Regions from separate parts of the Homo sapiens genome. Here region 2 is linked to region 1. The links are chromatin loops, found by intact Hi-C in ENCODE. Cell type or tissue: Calu3. All regions are shown on one strand. Links, peaks and the distances in the headings refer to the core of each region. The heading gives the core; the rest is flanking DNA. Region 1 overlaps C12orf75-AS1 (C12orf75 antisense RNA 1). Region 2 overlaps APPL2 (adaptor protein, phosphotyrosine interacting with PH domain and leucine zipper 2).

What was found. Peaks named below come from ENCODE experiments on the same cell type or tissue, not always from the same donor. Only the 100,000 strongest peaks of a DNase experiment are listed, where the experiment ranks them.
Region 2: it touches region 1 in a loop (7-fold over the local background); 2 of 110 quality-filtered maps call a loop at or near these places.

What each region holds. Positions count from the first base shown.
Region 1 is chr12:105,313,478-105,322,907 of GRCh38, forward strand. All of the region lies in intron 1 of C12orf75-AS1 (C12orf75 antisense RNA 1), which reads right to left. Among named protein-coding and RNA genes, the nearest start is that of C12orf75-AS1, 8.8 kb to the right of the region's middle. In Calu3, for the core only: no CTCF peak of the experiment used is centred there; a DNase peak (open chromatin) is centred at 4,744.
Region 2 is chr12:105,209,811-105,219,240 of GRCh38, forward strand. It overlaps APPL2 (adaptor protein, phosphotyrosine interacting with PH domain and leucine zipper 2), which reads right to left. Exons shown (of 21, transcript NM_018171.5): 3 at 7,856-7,915; 4 at 7,259-7,330; 5 at 1,420-1,507. Among named protein-coding and RNA genes, the nearest start is that of APPL2, 22 kb to the right of the region's middle. In Calu3, for the core only: no CTCF peak of the experiment used is centred there; DNase peaks (open chromatin) are centred at 4,551 and 5,061.

The DNA of each region.
Region 1 (9,430 bases), core at 1,431-9,430:
CTTTTATAATTTCTTATGCCTGTCTTTACTGCAATCTCTGAACATAAATTGTGAAGATTTCATGGACATTTATCACTTCCCCAATCAATACTCTTGTGATTTCCTATGCCTGTCTTTACTTTAATCTCTTAATTCCATCACCTTTGTAAGCTGAGGATGTATGTCACCTCAGGACCCTGTGATGATTGCCTTAACTGCACAAATTGTTCATAAAGCATGTGTGTTTAAACAATATGAAATCTGGGCACCTTGAAAAAAGAACAGGATAACAGTGATGTTCAGGGAACAAGGGAGATAACCATTGGGTATGACTGCCTGAGAGCCAGGCAGAACAGAGCCATATTTTTCTTCTTACAAAAGCGAATAGGAGAAATATCACTGAATTCTTTTTCTCAGCAAGGAACAGCCCTGAGAAAAAGAATGTGTTCCTAGTGGGCGGTCTCTAAAATGGCTGCTCTAGGAATGTCTGTCTTATACGGTTGAAGATAAGGGATGAAATAAGCCCCGGTCTCTCATAGCGCTCCCAGGCCTATTAGGACGAGGAAATTCCTGCCTAGTAAATTTTAGTCAGACTGGTTGTCTGCTCTCAAACCCTGTCTCCTGATAAGATGTTATCAATGACAATGCATGCCCGAAACTTCATTAGCAATTTTAATTTCGCCCCAGTCCTGTGATCTCTCTGCCCCCATTTGCCTTGTGACATTTTATTGCCTTGTGAAGCATGAGATCTCTGTGACCCATTCCCTATTTGTACACTCCCTCCCCTTTGAAAATCACTAATAAAAACTTGCTGGTTTTGTGGCTTGGGGGGCATCACAGAACCTGCTGACATGTGATGTCTCCCCTGGACACCCAGCTTTAAAATTTCTCTCTTTTATACTCTTTCCCTTTACTTCTCAGACTGGCCGACACTTAGGGAAAATAGAAAAGAACCTATGTTGAATTATCGGGGGCTGGTTCCCCCGATATCATAGTGTTCCTATAACAATGTACTTGCTAGGTCAATGTTGATCAGCAAATGATCCCAAGGAGACTTGCATCTGTATCACCTGTGGGTGTCCTAATTTAAGATTCAGATTTGTAGGCTCATATCAAAGTTACTAAATGTGACTCTCTGAGGCTGAGGCCTAGGAATGCACTTTTATTAAGAAACTCATCTAATTCTGATGCTTAGTAAAAGCTGAGAACTACTGAACCAGTTTCACCAGACCAGTGTTTCTGTGTTTCATAAGTCCAAGGGGTACATTTTCATTGTACTCCACGTACTCCCGGGGTGGCACATATGTAAAATAAAATCTGAATGGTGTCCCTGGGGCTTTGTAATATAGAGCTATTGCTTGGCCTTATCCTACTTTTGCTGTCATAGGCCTTCTCCTAGAAGGTGTGGTTCATTCCTAGTGACACTGAAGAAGCTCTTAGCACCATTCACTGTGGGGAGCTGAGGGCCAAGTCCCCACTTCTAGTAGCAGAGCCCAAATTGATCTCATGTATGTCCCTGGCAAGCTATGGAGAATAAGAATTTCATTCCATGCCAATAGGTAGAAATTGCTTCTGATTTATTGTGCAGGGAAATCTAGGTCACAATCTCTAATAGCCAATGAGTGCTCACTGGATGGCAAGAGAAGCCCATATACCAGAACTATGTGTTTCAAGGGGATGTGGGACTCCAATTGGAACAAAGTAATTTGTTCCAATTACTTTTTTCTTATTGGCTGTACATTTCAAAAGCCTGTATTCAGGAAACTAAGGAGAGAGAAAGTCAGGAAATGCTGCACAAAATTGCTTTGAACAATCTCTGATCTGGTTTATTGACTCCTTCCTCAAACAAGTTCTACTTGTACTGACTTCCTGACTCAATGAACATTTGCTCAGCATCCATCAGAGAAATAATAGCTGAAGTCGATGGGAGGTTACCCATGCTTACCACGTGTTTGACTGAGCTCTGGGAATGCAAAGTCAAATAAAACCCTGATCTTGTGGAGTTTATATTTTAGTTGGTGGGATACAGAGGGATCTAAACAAGATATAATGATACAATGTGGTAAGGAATGTGCCTAAGGTATGGAGGGAATAGGAATTAATTCTTCTCAGGCATATAGAAGCCTTGTTTAAAAGGCAGCACTTGATGGGCCTTGAAGGTGGAGTATGAACGTGCTGGGTGGAGGAGGGGATGAAAACATGCCTGGCAGGAGCACCTGCATGAGCAAAGGTATGGTGGTGGGAGTCCATGTGGTGAGCTTAGAACACAGTGCTCATGACAAGGAGTGGCTGGAGATGGGTCAGGTGGGGACAAGGCCAGAGGTTAGGGTTGGGTTGGGACAAGGCTTTGAATGTCTGCTGGAAAGCCTCGCCTTTATCTTCTTGGGAAGCCGAGATTGGACATAAAGTAGAATGATGTGATCAGACATGTTAAGACAGAAAGAGCACTTGGCATCAGTGTGGGGTGTGGTTGCTTCCTCTCCTGAATGCCTTCCTTGTTGTCTTCATCTGACTAGCACTACTCATATTTAAAGATTCAGCTCAAGCGTCACTTCCTTTAGGGAGCCCTCCATGATCTTCACGGCCTGGCCACCTACCCGTCCCATGGGCCTCCGTTGAAGCTGACATAAACCTGGATCACAGAGCCTGACACATCTTAGGGCACATTTGTTTCCCGGCCAGCCTGAGGGTCTGTTGAGGATTGGGCTCCTGTCTGCACTTCCCTATGGTTGGCAGCTGGCACAGAATCCAGCATTTTATAATGACTCACTAAAAATATTTATTGTTAAATAAATAAGAATAAGCATCCTCTGCTTTCATATTTTCTGAAGTTGTGAGTATGTAATTACTACCATTGATTTAATCCTTACTGTTTGTGATGTGCTTTATGATCTCATTTAATTCCCATACAAAACTTAGATGATAATGACAATAACATGACTACTACTATACTAAAACTGTCACCTGGTGCCTAACGTGCTTGACACTGAAGTGATTTGCTTATATTAACCCATTTAATTCTCATATGAACCCTTTTATGATCCTGAACAACAGAGGCTTGAACTGCTCAGGTCCACTGATATGTGGATTTTTTTTGACCCAGCCCCAGTGGAAAATACAGTATTCAAGGGATGCAAAACTCATATAAGCAGATTCTGCAGGGCAGACTGTGGGACTTGAGTGTGTGTGGATTTAGGTACATGGGGAATGGTTGGGGGTGGTTCCTGCAACCAATTCCTTGCAAATACTGAGGGATGAACACATTATTCTTTTTCTTTTTTACAAATAAAGAAACTGAGAGGCTGGGAGCAGTGGCTTTCATCTATAATCCCAGCATTTGGGAAGGTCGAGGTGGGAGGATCGCTTGAGCCCAGGAGTTTGAGACCAGCCTGGGCAATATAGTGAGACCTCCATCTATACAAAAAACACAAAAATTAGCTAGGTGTGGTGGTGCATGCCTGTAGTCCCAGCTCCTCAGGAGACTGAGGTGGGAGGATGGCTTGAGCCCAGGAGGTTGAGGCTGCAGTGAGCTGAACACACTGCAGCCTGGGCAACATAGGAAGACCCTGTGAGGGAAAGAAAAGAAAGGAAGAAAGGAAGAAAGGAAGAAAGAAAGGGAAGGAAGGAGAAAGGAAGTAGAAAGAGAGAGAGGAAAGAAGGAAGGAAAGAAGAAAGGGAGGAAGGAGAGCAAGGGAAAGAGAAAGAAGGAGAGAGAAAGGAAGGAAGGAGGGAAGGAAGAAAAAAGAAAGGAAAGAAAGAAAAAAAAGAAAGAAAGGAGTAAAGAAAAGAAAAAAGAAAAGATAGAAACAGATACACAGTGATTAAGTAACTTGCTTGTAAGTGGTGGTGAAGTTAGGATTTGGACCCAGGCACCACAGCTGGAGTCTGCGTTCTGTTTGCTGTATAGACTCTCTATCCCCTGGGCTTAAGTGAAGTTAGGATTTGGACCCAGGCACTGTAGCGCAGAGTCTGTGTTCTGTCTGCTATATAGACTATGTCCATCCCTGGGCTTAAAGAGGTTAGGAGGCTTTAGGTTATTTAGCTATAAATGGCAGGGTAGGGAGTTGACTCCATGTCTGTCTGGCTCCAAAGTCATAAGCCTCCAATTTCCTGCCCTGTTCTATCTTAAAACAGAATGCGAGTGTTCACCAGGGTCATCACTAAGGCATTTAGAAAATGAAATTTCTGCAAATTAAACACAGGGAGAAGTCTGATTCATGGTGGGGTTAGCAGCAGCCAGTTGTGGGTGAAGCTGGAGAAACTCAAGGTGGGTGGATTGAATCTGCAAGAAATGGGAATTCAGAATGCAGCCTCAATCTAGGACATTTCCAGCCTGAGACACTATCTGAAATCACACCGCAAGATCTTCAAGCTACAAAACACTGTAGTAGTTTAATTAATCTTTTTTTTTTTTAAAAAAACATCTGTTGTAGCATTTAAAATCAGAAAATGATGTCCTCATTATCTCTCTGAAGCCTGGCAGATTCTTCTCTACTAAAGGGTCCTGGATTTGAAAATCACTTCCTTTAGAAATCTCTTTTGAGTCCAGGTTCCAGGTGCAGGAGTCCAAATTCCTTTTGCTTTAGATAATGATTAAATGTCTCCTTTTCACCTTCCAGTTCCCTCCCTCTTTTCCAAGCAATTTAATCTTAACCATTCATGTATATTGTTTAGTTAGTCATGGCAACAAGGCCATTTGATAGGTCAATTAGCAGCTAAACTTAGACATGATATTGACATTCTGGCTGTGTTAGCCACATTTTTGAGATCCTAGTATAAAGGTTTGACTGATCTCCATGAATTGTCAATACACTTAGACAATGAAGGTGCTGTAATTGCAAAAGAAAAGAAATTTTCAGGACCGTTTAAATGTATTTTGCCAAGGGGGAAGTTAAACCCTGGAAACTGAGTCATGTAGCATGTTTGCAACTTACGCTTCTTAGATTATAGATTAACTCTCTTCTGCATTGTTCTTGTTCTGTAAATGATTAGAAGAGACCAGAGACCAGAATTCCTTCCCTTCCAATCACTGATCTTTGTTGTAGATTAAGCCCTTCCATTTTTGTCTTGTACGTAACTCAGACCAGATGGTACAAAAGAGTCCATGACTGTTACATCTTCAGTGTGGAATGTTAAATGTACCTTTCCTGAAAGGAAAAGACCACCTCGACTAATCAGATCATTGTAACTCTGCATTCGGCCTCTTGTAGAAAAATGTTGAAATTCTGCTAAGCTTCCCTAAACCTTGTCTATGTAAACAATCCCAAACTTCTACACTTCAGAACACTGACTTCCATTCTTTGGAATCTGTGCTTCCCAAGTGGCCATCTTCAACTTTTGCACTTGAATTCAACTCTCTTCAAACTAGTTTCTGGCCAGGCATGGTGGCTCATGCCCGCAATCCTGGCACTTTAGGAGGCTGAGGTGGGAGGATCACTTGAGGCCAGGAATTTGAGACCAACCTGGACAACATAATGAGACCTCTGTCTCTACAAAAAAGGAAAAAAAAAAACAAAACCAAAAAACCAAAAAAACATTGCCCAGGCATGGAGGTATACACCTGTAGTCTTAGCTACTTGGGAGGCTGACATGGTGGGAGGATCCCAGGAATTTGAGGCTGCAGTGAATTATGATTGTGCCACTGCACTCCAGCCTGGGTGACAGAGTGAGATCCTGTCTCTAAAAATAAAAAAATCAACAAACAAACTAGATTCTGACCCTTTTGATTATTTGAGGTTGACAAACAACAATGAAGCAAAACCAGGCCTGATCTCTGCCCTAATGAGGGATAGTCTAGAGGGAGAGAGAGAAGCACATCTCAGAATCATATACAAACATGAAAGTGCAACTGTGACAACTGCTTTGAGGATCAACAGGTTCTCTAATAGGGAAATTTAGCCTCATCAGGGAGGTTGAAACAAGGCTTTGTGAAGAAGCAACACTTGAGTAAAGCCTGAAGGCTAAGCAGAAATTAATTAGGCAATGAGGGGAGGGAAGGGTGTTCTAGGCAGAGGGAACAGCTTATGCAAAGGCTCAGTGGTGGGGAGGGCCCCGCAGTACAAGGAGCTGAAAGAAGGTGATAAAAGGAGTGTAGGAGCTGAAAGAAGTAGAAGTAGGAGAGGCAGACAGAAGTCAGACCAAGCAGGGGTTTGTAGGCCCCGTGAAAGACTTGTATTTGTATCATAAAAGCAATGGGAAGCTATTGAAGAGTCCAAGGAAAAGGAGGGGGTGGTGACTTGGTCAGTTTACATTCTGAAAGCCGCTCTTTAGTGCAAGGCATAGAAAGGGAAAGGGTGCTCGCTTGGATGCTGCTCTTCCCCGCCTCACTCTTAGTCCAGGAAGTCTGGCTGGAAGGCTGATGGAGCAAGCCTGGCCATATTGCCACATCCTCTCGTCCTCAGTGACTGGTTGAGGGACAGGCATGTAAGGAAATCGGGCTCAATCAGAAGTCCTGTCAGGTATTTAGCAGGGACTACAGGAACTGATGCATGGTCTTGCCTGTTGGCTTTGAACTTAAGATCACACGAGGAGCTGCTGTGGCTGTCTTACCACCACAAGGTGGAGAGCCTGATGCTACCAGGAGGTGCCTGCCGTATGGGACCTGAGAGTGAGGCTGAGCCCAGAAATGGAGTGAAACCAAGTCCCGATGGCTTTCATATCTTGTCCAAGCACAACTGAAGGCATCCTTGCTTCAGTACTTTTCAGTTACATAAGCCAACCCATTTCTGCCTTGCTTATACCACATTTCATCCAAAGAGTCAGTGGATTCGTAGGCAGGAGGGGGACGTGGAAGAAGTCTCCCGGGCATGCCCATCTGCTGGATCAGGACTGTGGAAGGAGCTGGGCTTCCTGTTTGAGCTACTCCTGCCAAGCAGAGAGGCTTTCAGAGGAGGAGCAGGAGCAAATTGGCCTCTGCCTGGGAACAGACATTTTTTGGTGCCTGGTAATCTAGTCTAGTCAGCTAGGAGCTGTGTAAATTTACCCTTCTCTATGCTGAAGGCTTAGTGCTGTGGGTGCTGTTGTCTTCTGGTTCCCTAGTAAAGTTTCTTTTACAAACTATAGTCAGCTCTTGGCCGACCTGAGGGAGAAAGGGAAGGAACCAGGGAACCAGAGAAGTCTCAATGCCCTGGAAGCCAGGGATCAGCGTGGGGTTGGGTGGGGAACATGGCAGCCACTGAGGATAGGCTTCAGCTCCAGGTAGATGTGCTTGCAGCCAAGAGCCAGGAGAAAACCATGATTGTCCTTTGTTCTTACCTATGGTGGGTGCTGCCCGCTAAGTACCTGCCTCCCCAGCCAGCTCCTCTGGACCACTCAGCCAGCTCTCTAGGTTTCCAGGGCCAGAGCTGCCTCTCAAGTCTGGTGGTTATTTGAGGCCAAAAGATCCACCTACAAACCTCAACCTCTCATTCTCCCAAAGGAAGCATATTATCTGCAAGGGAGGAGGACAGGCAGGGAGTGACATTGCTCTGTTCTCTCTTTCAGGATGAAAGGGGCAGAACCATCTAGAGAGCTGGACAAGAAACAATAAGCCATGAGTTTAAGTTCTTGCTCTGAGAACTTGTAAAAGAACTGTGAGCCAGACCTCTTTGGGCCTCTGTTTTCCTCACTTGCAAGTAAAAGCATTGGATTCAATGTTCTTAAATCAAATATTATACACATCAGACTGGATAACTGCCTTTTAAAACTACTCAGAAAATGAAGCTTCTTACAACTTCTGGAAAAATTGGTTGGGGTTAGTGTTTAGGTCACAATGGAAGGCAGAGCTCCTCCATCCCTCTGTCAACTAAAGGGAGGACAGCAGCTCTCTCTGACCCCATACAGCATTTGACCTTGGACCTTTCCTTCTGGGACTTTGAACCTCGAGAGAGAGGCACGTGGTTAAGTGAAGGTGGGGTTGGGTTTGTGACAGCAGCAGTGTGGGGTAGAGGCAGTGGCAGTAGTGTGGCACTAGGGGACAGGCACAGTGCATGCTAGCTGTGTGTTCCTTTTGCCCAACCTCCCTGGCTTCTTCATGGCATCCCAGGTCTGGTTCCCCAACCTTCCTATCAAGTCTGTGGACCACCCAACAACCTTATAGTTAATCCCTTTCCTGGTTACATCAGCCAGAGTCAGTTTCTGTTGTTTGCATCCCAGGTATCCCGGCTGATACATAGTGGAGGACACTTATGTTATTAAAACCCCAAACTAGCTAGAGACATTTTTGTCTTTTAAGACAGGATGACATAATTCATGTCAGCAGGAAAATAAATGTTTGTGTGTCTCTTTCCCCTGCTAAATGTGTTAGAAGAGGGTCTGGAGAGTAGCAGGGGGTAGGCTGTCCTTAGGGTGCACGTGCACGGGTATGGATATGGAACTTCTGTGTTGTCAGACTGTTTCCTTCTTGTATTTCCTTAAGCAGGATCAGCAAACTTTTCTGTAAAGGGACAGATAGTGAATATTTTTGGTTTTGTTGGCCATATAGTGACTGTTGCAGCTACTCAACTCTGCTGCTGGAATATAGAAGCAGAAATAGATAGTATGTAAATGAGCAGATGTGGCTGGTTTCCAATAAAACATTATTTTCAAAAACAAATGGTGGGTCGAATTTGCCTGTAGGCCATCGTTTGCTAATCTCTTTCCTAAAGCACTTAAAGCACTTTGTATTCGTTTGTGATAATTTGAATTATCGTTCAACCAATATTTATTCCTTTCCCTCTTCCACTGTGGACAAAGTACAATTCCCTAAACCAATGATGTTAGGCTTGGCCAAGTGACTTGCTTTGGTCGATGAAACATTAGCAGATGTAATAAGAGCCTTAAATATGTTGTCACAGTTTGGCTTGGATCTTGCATTCTGGTGATCCACTATGAGAAGCACATGCCCTGCGTAGCCACTGCCTCTTCAGTCCCAGGACAAACAACTCAGAGTTAGGATCCAAGCCCAGCCAACCTCAGTCCAAAGCAGAGCCACCCAGCTAAGCCCAGCCCAGATGAACTGACCCACAGTTGATCCACCTGCAGATCTGTGAGCATGAGAATAAATGCTTGTTATTATAAGTTACTGAATATTGGGATGGATTGCTAGCAATATTGTAACAGTATCTAAAATACCATCTTAATGCATTCATCACAGACTGTTTTATGGTTGCTTGTGTCATACATGTCATTTTTCCCTTACTGCATTAGAGATTCCTTGAAGCCATTCATCAGATCTAACTCTTCTTTAAAAATTCTGTAGCACCCAGCACATTGCCTTACAAATAGTGCTTCCTAAGTATTAAGATGGTGTGTAAGATACTGCTACAATGTCGCTAACAAACCACAATATAATATTAAATGGTGAATGTAGCATTCGTTCATTCATTCATTCATATAAACGTGGAAGAATTTTCTGCCTGTAGTGAAGAATGACATTTGCTACTCTCTTCAGAATGATGAGAAAAATATCTGACATGACAGTGACAGTGGACAT
Region 2 (9,430 bases), core at 785-8,784, 100 kb before region 1:
AGCAAATGGAGGCATTACTTGTTATTTTTTATTTATTAAGTTTTAGTGCTGCCAAACTGACCTTAGGTAGAGTTTATGCCAGTTCTATCCTTGTTCCTTAGCCTCAGGTGACACCAACACAGGGGATCTCAAAGCAAGGGAGGAAAATCTTCACCCTTTTTTTTTTTTGAGACGGAGTCTCGCTCTGTCGCCTGGGCTGAAATGCAGTGGCGCGATCTCGGCTCACTGCAACCTCCACCTCCCGGGTTCAAGCGATTCTCCTGCCTCAGCCTCCCGAGTAGCTGGGACTACAGGCATGCGCCACCATGCCCGGCTAATTTTTTATAGTTTTAGTAGAGACGAGGTTTCGCCGTGTTAGCCAGGATGGTCTCGATCTCCTGACCTAGTGATCCGCCCGCCTCAGCCTCCCAAAGTGCTGGGATTACAGGCGTGAGCCACTGTGCCCGGCCAATCTTTACCTTTAAGACTTGTCTTTAGATTTACTGCAACCTTCTCCGCCCCAACCCCCGCCGCAAAAAAAGCTTAAAGTGATATATTTTTAAAGAGTAAGTAATATACTGACCAGATCTTTTAGCATTCAGGTTTAGGCTTTTTTGGGGCCAGCAACTTGTTTATATCAGTGTTCTAGAAAATGTAATTCTTAAACTCTAAGTAATAAATACTTCCAATGAAGAGACAATAGGACTAGAAAATGTGGAGTCCCTTTTCTAACATCAGCGAAGTTTTTTCAAGATTATTCACGCTTTTTTATGTGCATTTTGTGACTACTTTGATTTCTAAGAAATATAAAATTGTCCTAACGCTTTATTTTAGTTGAAGAACCAAAATTAGTCCAAAAGGACAACTAAGTTTTCTGACTGACTCACAGATTCCCTTACTCACTAACTGGTAGTTCCATAAGAGCAGTCCCCATCCATCGTTCACAGCTGCATCCCCAGAGTCTAGCACAGAGAATGCATGGTTCCTATCCCGTCTTCCCCTTTCTCCAAACCCCGCTTTCCATTCCAAAGCATTCACGGTTCCCCCAAGAACAGCATGACTTTACAAATGTCCCCTAATCTGGAACACAGCCTTAATGTCATTTTTCAAAACCCAGCTCAGAGATCACCTTCTTCAGGAAGCCGTCCCTAGCACGCCTTTCTGTGTGCTGTTTCTACTCCTGTGCGTCTCTGTCCTGCTACCCTCAGCAAATGACATTACAACGATCTGTTTCCACACCTGTCTTCTCACTGGCCTGTGATCTCCTTTAGGTGAGCCGGGAACACAGTGGGAAGTCAGTAAAAGTTCACTGAATTGAACTGCTCAAAAAGAAAGGCATTTCTCAGCGATCCACACATTGAAAGAAATGCAGTAAGAATTATTATGAAATGCATTACACAATATTTTGAAGGTAACTGGCATTGAACTCAGTTACTTTACCTGTGAGATCCTTTTCTCGGAATTGTATGATAGGTAGAACCATTGTGTCTGCCAACTGTTTAGCCAGCTCTGTATGGAGAAGATTAAGCTGAAAGAAAGAGAATGGTATTCAAGTAAATTAAATACATTATTATTATTGACATAGTCTCATTTCACCAAGGAATCACACTGAACACTTCCGTGTGGTCACAGAGCTCAGGCAGACTTCCTCAGCAAGTAAGTACCCTTCATAAAGCAGTAAATGATATTGGCCTAGAAGCATGAAAAATGAAATGCAAGGTTCTAACTGACCAGGGCACCAATGAAGCTTGCTAACAGAGTGTCTGGGCCCACAGTTACCCTGTTCACTGGGCAGACTCTGCTTCTTCTGTGTTCCCACTCTGGGCCCCACCCCACTGGAGAATCCTAATGCCTGGATGTGCCTGCAGAGAACACAGCCAGCTGTCAGTGCTGTCATGGCTCAGGACCTCGCCAGGCTGCTCGACTCTCTCACTCTCCAGGGAGGCTGAAGCCACGCCTGAAAGATGGGCCTGCTGGAAACCTACTCGCCTGAAAACCACGGCCAGCTATGGGCCTGGAAGTGACTCTGGAGAAAGAATACTCCCTAACGGCTAGGCGTGGTAGCTCACGCCTGTAATCCCAGCACTTTGGGAGGCTGAGGCAGGCGGATCATGAGGTCAGGAGATCGAGACCATCCTTGCTAGCACAGTGAAATCCTGTCTCTACTAAAAATACAAAAAATTAGCCAGCATGGTGGCGGGCACCTGTAGTCCCAGCTATGTGGGAGGCTGAGGCAGGAGAATGGTGTGAACCCGGGAGGTGGAGCTTGCAGTGAGCCGAGATCGCACCACTGCAGTTCAGCCTGGGTGACAGAGCGAGACTCCATCTCAAAAAAAAAAAAAAAAAAAAAGAATACTTCCTACCAAAACAACTCTGCCAGATTTCAGACCTTTAGTCTAGAAAAGGACCTGAGAATAAGATAACTGCATTTGGATGTGATGCTCCTCACCAGATGATTTTAACAGCCCTTGACTCTTTCTCCCCTTCTACCTCAAGGACTGAGTAAATTCTATCTTTGTAAATTATCTAGGAGAAATAAAAATTATCCCTATCAGTGCATTTTTGAGTACTTTTTGCATGCCAGCTTTATACGCTCAATACTAAGTAGTTCTCACCCATTCTGTGAGTTAGGTATTATTTATCATCACCACTTTACAGACATGCAAATAGCTCTCCAAATCCAGAGGGCAAATAAACAGCATAGCTGGGCTTTTAATCTGGGGCTGGTGAGATCTAAGATTCGTTTACTTTCCACTACATAGCCTGGGATACAGAATTTGTCCTTTATGCTCACGTTTGGGAATCTAGACGTTGGCAATGAATACAGTGGAAGGGATCTTCCCACTAGACCACAGACTTCCAGATATTTTGGGATTCCTGCTGGGTGACTAAGGGGAAATCACCCAGCAATCACTTTTGGATTCAACATGTGGCAAAGTTTCTTTTAGCAGTGCTGGCAGTCACGCATATTCATCAACCTTCTGCACACGCATCTCCCAACAGATCTGGTCCTTCGAGGCTGTGGCTTCAGAGGCCACTCTTACAAGCTTAAAGACTTGCCTAAGGTCAACCATTTGCCAGGCAAGGAAGCACCGGGGCAAACTGCTAACACTTTCCCTATCGCTCAACCAAGTCAAAGCATGGCAGCTGTATTTGAGGGTAACACAGGAAGACAGCCATGCCAGTAAATGCCTTCAGAACAGAATGTGATGACTACTTTTCCAGAATAACTTCTATAAGAAAGGTACTGTTTTTCATTAACAGTTAACAGGCTCTGTGCTTGACGCTTTGAGAGACATTATTTAATTCAATCAATATAATAGCCCAATTAAGTGGGCCTTGCTGATGCCATATAAGATGGAGAAACCAAAACTCAGAAAGATTAAGTGTCTTTCCAATGGTTATGCACTACAGAAATGGTACATTTCCCAGCTACTCATTTTCTCCCCAAGAATTAAGGGGGTTATGTCATCAGCTTTTAACATGGGGCTTTTGAGCTGTGAGTTGTACAGGATAATCACTGCTAACCAGAGCACCTTCACTCAGGAGAATGGAAGGGGAATGCATCACCTCTCACAACTTTAGCATCACCATATAGAAAATGGGGACAACAGCATCTTCCTTGCATGGCTAAGGCATGTGAGGACAAGACAGTGACATGAACAGGACACACTCAGAGCAGAGTGCCTGGCATATATGCTCGGTCTTCAATCAGTGGACTCTAATGACAATGACATCCTGTCTCAGGTGCACTCAAAAGAAGTGGTCCAGAAACTCTGCTTTTAGGGAAATCACCATGCGTGGAAATCTCTGTGTGACTTATAACATGGAAGATCTCATTCCAACGCATTCTATCAGGTGTAAGCCACATAAATTTCTACTTTTTGTTGAACTTTCCTGTAATTTCTGAGTCAAATAACTTGCCTTAAAATTTTTTCAACCTGGTTTAGGCCCAGGTAGAGAGAACAGCTACTCCCCTCTTCCCAGATTTAGGCCCCACCTGGGCTAACTGCTATCACTTTCTGGGTCTTTACATCAAAAGGTTTGTTTGAAAACTCCTTGCAGAGCTAACTCTTCCAGGGTGCCATGATACTACCTGTAACAACCACACTTCTGGCTGGGCGTGGTGGCTCACACCTGTAATCTCAGCACTTTGGGAGGCTGAGGCGGGCAGATCACTGACGTCAGGAGTTCAAGACCAGCCTGACCAACATGGAGAAACCCCGTCTCTACTAAAAATACAAAATTGGCCGGGCGTGGTGGTGCATGCCTGTAATCCCAGCTGCTTGGAAAGGCTGAGGCAGGAGAGTTGCTTAAACCCGGGAGGCAGAGGTTGCGGTGAGCCAAGATCGTGCCATTGCACTCCAGCCTGGGCAATAAGAGCAAAACTCTGTCTCAAAAAATAAAAAAATAAAAACCATACTTCCATCCTTTGGGAACTATTCACTCCCTACTAAAACAATCATCATTCCTGCCCATGACAACGTGGTTGTAAGTAAATATTTTAAACTGGAAATCTTGCTTCTGGGGTTTCGACAACTAACCGCGTTTCCTTAGCAACTCTCTTCTCAAGCAAACATGTGACTCAGGAGTGTAGTCTATTGCTTCTCGCCCTGGGTTATCTTTCTACTGTTCATTAAGGAAAACTCTTCCCCAACCTTCCAAAAATCACTTTTGCTCCTCTATAATCACATCTTCTATGTATCTTTTATCCATTTCAACACATCTGAGAGAGAGCCACGCAGTGCATGTGATATCATGATATAATAAAAAATATGTATTTGGTCTTTGCCCCCAGTTCTTGGCATAGAGCTCTGAAAACCCTTGTAATTTCCTCATCAATAGAAGTGCTAGGAGCATATTTTGTTATAATACTTGGTCTTTGACCCCAGTTTCTGACACAGAGATCCTAATCCTTTGGAATTTCCTGGATGATGGGAGTGTCTTTTGTTCTGATGAGGCAACTCCTGGTGGCCTCCAGGATAGGGGCTGGTCACCAGAAACACCAAACCACGATTATGAGCTTGGAGCTTTTAGCCCCGCCCCCATCTTCCAGGAACGGGAGAGAGCTGGAGGTTGATCACATCTATGTGATGAAGCTGCCAATAAAAATACCTGAACTGCAGGGTTTGGAGAGCTTCCAGGTCATTAAAACACCTGGCAGAGCCCAGAGGGGTGACGTCCCCAGAGAGGGCACGGAAGTTCCACGCCGCCTCCCCTGTACCTTGCCCTATGTATCACTTAATCTGGCTGTTCATCTGTGTCCTCTGTAATATCCTTTATAATAAAGGTAAATTTAAGTGTTTCCCTGATTTGTGGGCCATTCTAGAAAATAATCAAATCCCAGGGGGATGTTGCAGGAACCCCTAGTTTATAGCTCGTTTGTCAGAAGTACCAGAGGCCTAGACTTGCAATTGGCATCTGAAGTGTGGGGGAGGGGGTAGTCTGGCGGGATCATGCCCTTAACTTGTGGGATCTGAGGCTATCTCCAGGTAGATATGTCAGAATTGAGTTAAATTGTAGGACAGCCAGTTAGTGTCACAGAATTGCTTGATGTGGGGAAAACCCACACATTTTGGTGACCAAAGTGTGCTGAGTGCTGAAAGTATAGAAAGAGAATGAGTTTGTCTTTTTCCTACTGTTTAGTAGGGTAGAGGACAAAGCCCAATAAAAATCATATGACGTGTTCACTTTTACATCCCCCGTGCCTAGAACAGCGTCTGCTAAATAGGAGGTCATCAATAAATGTTTGTTGAATAAATAATGGCTTGTTGAACTGGTTTGTTGAATAAACGAAAATGCAATCAGTACAGTTTTATATGAATGTTAGTTTCTCATTTTGTAAACTGAAGACAGTATCTACTGCAGATCAATAACTGGTCAGTTAAATGGCATCTGCACACTCCTTTATGTTTATTCTTTATCATGATTTTTTGAGTATTCAAACTCCTTAAAAGATGGAACTATTTGGCCAGGCGCGGTGGCTCATGCCTGTAATCTCAGCACTTTGGGATGCCGAGGTGGGCGGATCACAAGGTCAGAAGACCGAGACCATCCTGGCCAAGATTTTTAGTAGGGTGAAACCCTACTAAAAATACAAAAAATTAGCCGGGCGTAGTCCCAGCTACTCGGGAGGCTGAGCCAGGAGAATGGTGTGAACCCGGGAGGTGGAGCTTGCAGTGAGCCGAGATTGCGCCACTGCACTCCAGCCTGGGAAACAGAGCGAGACTCCGTCTTATAAACAACAAAAAAAGATGGAACTATTTATATCTACCTAATTTTGCAGAGTTCTGTCCAGCACTAGTAGCATCTGAGCTCTTATGTTTTTTACAATTAGAATTTATGCACTTTTCCTATAATACCTGGTTTCGTTTTTTACAAATATTCCAAATGTACTGTAAAATATAGCTATAAGAACAGTTGTATTAAACCCTTTGTAGTAAGCTAGGCATGGTGGCCCATGTCTGTAACCCCAGCACTTTGGGAGGCTTAGACAGGAGGATCCTTTGAGGCCACAGTTTGAGGCCAGCCTGGGCAACAAAGCAAGAGGCCATCCCTACAAAATTAAAAAATGAGAAAAAAATATAAAAATAAACCCTTTGTAGTGGGTTGAACTGTGACCCTCCCCTAAAAGATATGACCACCCAGAACATGTGAATATTTGAAAAAAAGAGTCTTTGCAGATGTAATGAAGGATCCTGAAATGAGATCATCCTGGATTGTCACTAAATCCAATGCCAAGTGCCTGTATAAAAAGAGAAGACACAGAAGAGGAAAAACATGGGGGGTAGAGGGGATGTAAAGCCAGACTGGAGTGATGCTGCCACAGCCAAGGAACACCTGGAGCCACCAAAAGATGCACGAGGATTCTCCCCGGAGCCAACGGAAGCAGTGTGGCCCTGCCAGCACCTTGACTTCAGCCTTCTGGCCTACAGCACACTGGGAGGGAATAAAGTTCTGTTGTTTGAAGCTACATATTCATGGTAATTTACTATGGCAATCTGAGAAACTAATATACTCTCCTTTAGAAACCGAATTCTCAGAAATCTTTCTTTTGGTCTATTCTTCATATATATCGAAGCCATTCCCCTCAAACCAGAAACAAACATTAATAGTTAGTGTATAACCTCTCCTAGGAAAGGAGCTTTGTAAGATCAAGAAGTTGAGATACCTTCTCAGATATTTAAGTAGAAATTTAAAAATGGAAAGTGGGCCAAAATAACAACAAAAGAAAGTTCGAGAAAGAATCAAATACAAATTTTCTATGTTGCTATCTTACCTCATCCACCACTTTGGAAAAATAGTGGAGTGTTGAAATTACTTCTTCATCACCTTTGCCAAGAGCAAAGTTCTAAGACCAAAGAATAAAAGAAGCAGGTGTTAAGTGAATACTGGGGAATTCAGCACGAAGCATCACCTGCAGAACACGACCCTCCACACCGACGTCCTTTCTTCTCCAAGAGCACGTCCTATCAGAAGTGTCTACCTGAAGAGGGAGTCACAGCTATCCCCTTTGTCCTGCCCCCAGGGTGCACTCATCTGACCCTCCCTGGCCATTCCTTTCTGTCAAACATATTTTTTGACTTTATTTGAGTGTTTATTTCCTGGAATTGCTAATGTTGATTCACTTGTAGTTCCTTGGAGACTTGGAACCCTCAATGGCAGTTAATTACTTCTAGAGGCTAATTAGAATACCTCATAAAGACTTTGGGATAATCACTGATTTCAATACATCAGTGGAAGGGAAAAGACAGGACAAAAAAACTATGAAGAAAATGAAACAAATAATTTAGGTCTCTAAGGATGCCTCTGGATAATTCCACTTAAGAAAGTCCTGAACACAGCAGCATCACAGGCCACATAAATACCAAGTTACCTGTTTTTCATATGCCAGCAGTTGCTTAGAAAGCTGTTGTGTGGCCAGGCACATCTCATTCTGTGGAGAGAAGAGAAAAAGCAAGTAAGATTAGTCCAATGTATACATAGTCACTGAAAAATGCCATCTCTGAGAATCCCTTAAAAAGTAATATTGGCTGGGTCCAGTGGTGCACACCTATAATCCTAGTACTTTGGGAGATTGAGGCAGGAAGATCACTTGAGACCAGGAGTTTGAGACCAGACTAGGCAACACAGCAAAACTCCATCTCTGCAAAATAAAAACATTTTTAATTATCCAGGCAGGATGGCATGCACCTGTAGTCCCAGCTATTCAGGAGGCTAAGATGGGAGGACCCCTTAAGCCCAGGAGGTTGAGGCTGCAGTAAGCCATCATTGTGCCACTGCATTCTAGCCTGGGTGACAGAGTGAGACCTTGTCTCTAAAAAAAAATTATAAAAGAAAAAAAAATCCCTTTCCACCATATGGAGCTAAAAGAAAAAAGAAGAAGAAAGCATATGTGTGTGCCTGTCAAATAATAAAATGTTTTGTTCAGACATTTGGAAAACAATACCAAAACAAATCAAAAGGTTAAAGCTTGCTATTTTATTTTTTAACCCTTTACAAATGACTGCTCCTTCTGGTCAGTCAGTCCATAAAGAAATGTAGTGAGCAATTATAATGTGCCAGACATTCAACAAGGGCACAGTCCCTGTCCTCATGGGGCTTTTCAGGGAAGCACGCATCAAAAAAATAGTTACAAGTGTGATGAGAACTGCAAAAGAAAAATACTGGCTGTGTTGGGAGGCTCTGACAGACAGTCTCCAGGGAACAGATGTTCTGAAGACAAACTAGGAGTCAGCCATGGGGACGAGCTTTCCAGGAGGCGCCAACACGTGGAAGAAATGCACTGCCTGTCTGAACAGCTCTGAAGTGGAGCGTGGCTGGGGCAAGAGCTGTGCGCTTGGAGGTGATATCAGGCTGGGAATGAGGCAGTGGGAAGGTGTGCAGGCCCCCGGGGCCCAGGCTCACACATACTGGAAGCACAGTGGGGACTGAAGCAGCATATGACAAGGTCAGATTCCACCAGGCTTAGAACACTCGCTGGCAATGATGGATGGTAACAGAAGCACAGCTAAACCCAAGTATCCCAGAAAACCAGAGGAAACACTGCTCTTCAAGAGCTGCGATGCCCTGGGAGGCCTGTTTTGTGCCATTTTCACCAGCCCGTACTGCTCATTTTCCTCTCCTCTTGTTTATTCCTCTAATCTCTGGCTACACAGCGGTTTTCTACCACTATCCTCCTACCACTGATGTGGGCAGCCTAGAAAACTTGCCTTACATTTCTAAAGCTCAGTTAAAGCTTAAGATTCAGGGTTTATTCCTAAGGAGCAGAGCCACTGGGTCTGACATGGCACAGATGATGGGAGGACACTGGCCTACCTCCTTGGCCTTGGCCTCCACTGGCTATTTCTCCTGGGGTTGTTGTTCCTTTAAGGCTAAGTCCTGAGCTCTGCAGGAGCTTATTTTATTTTTCCCAGTCCTATTTGGCAGAATACAGTAGAGCCAAGTCCTA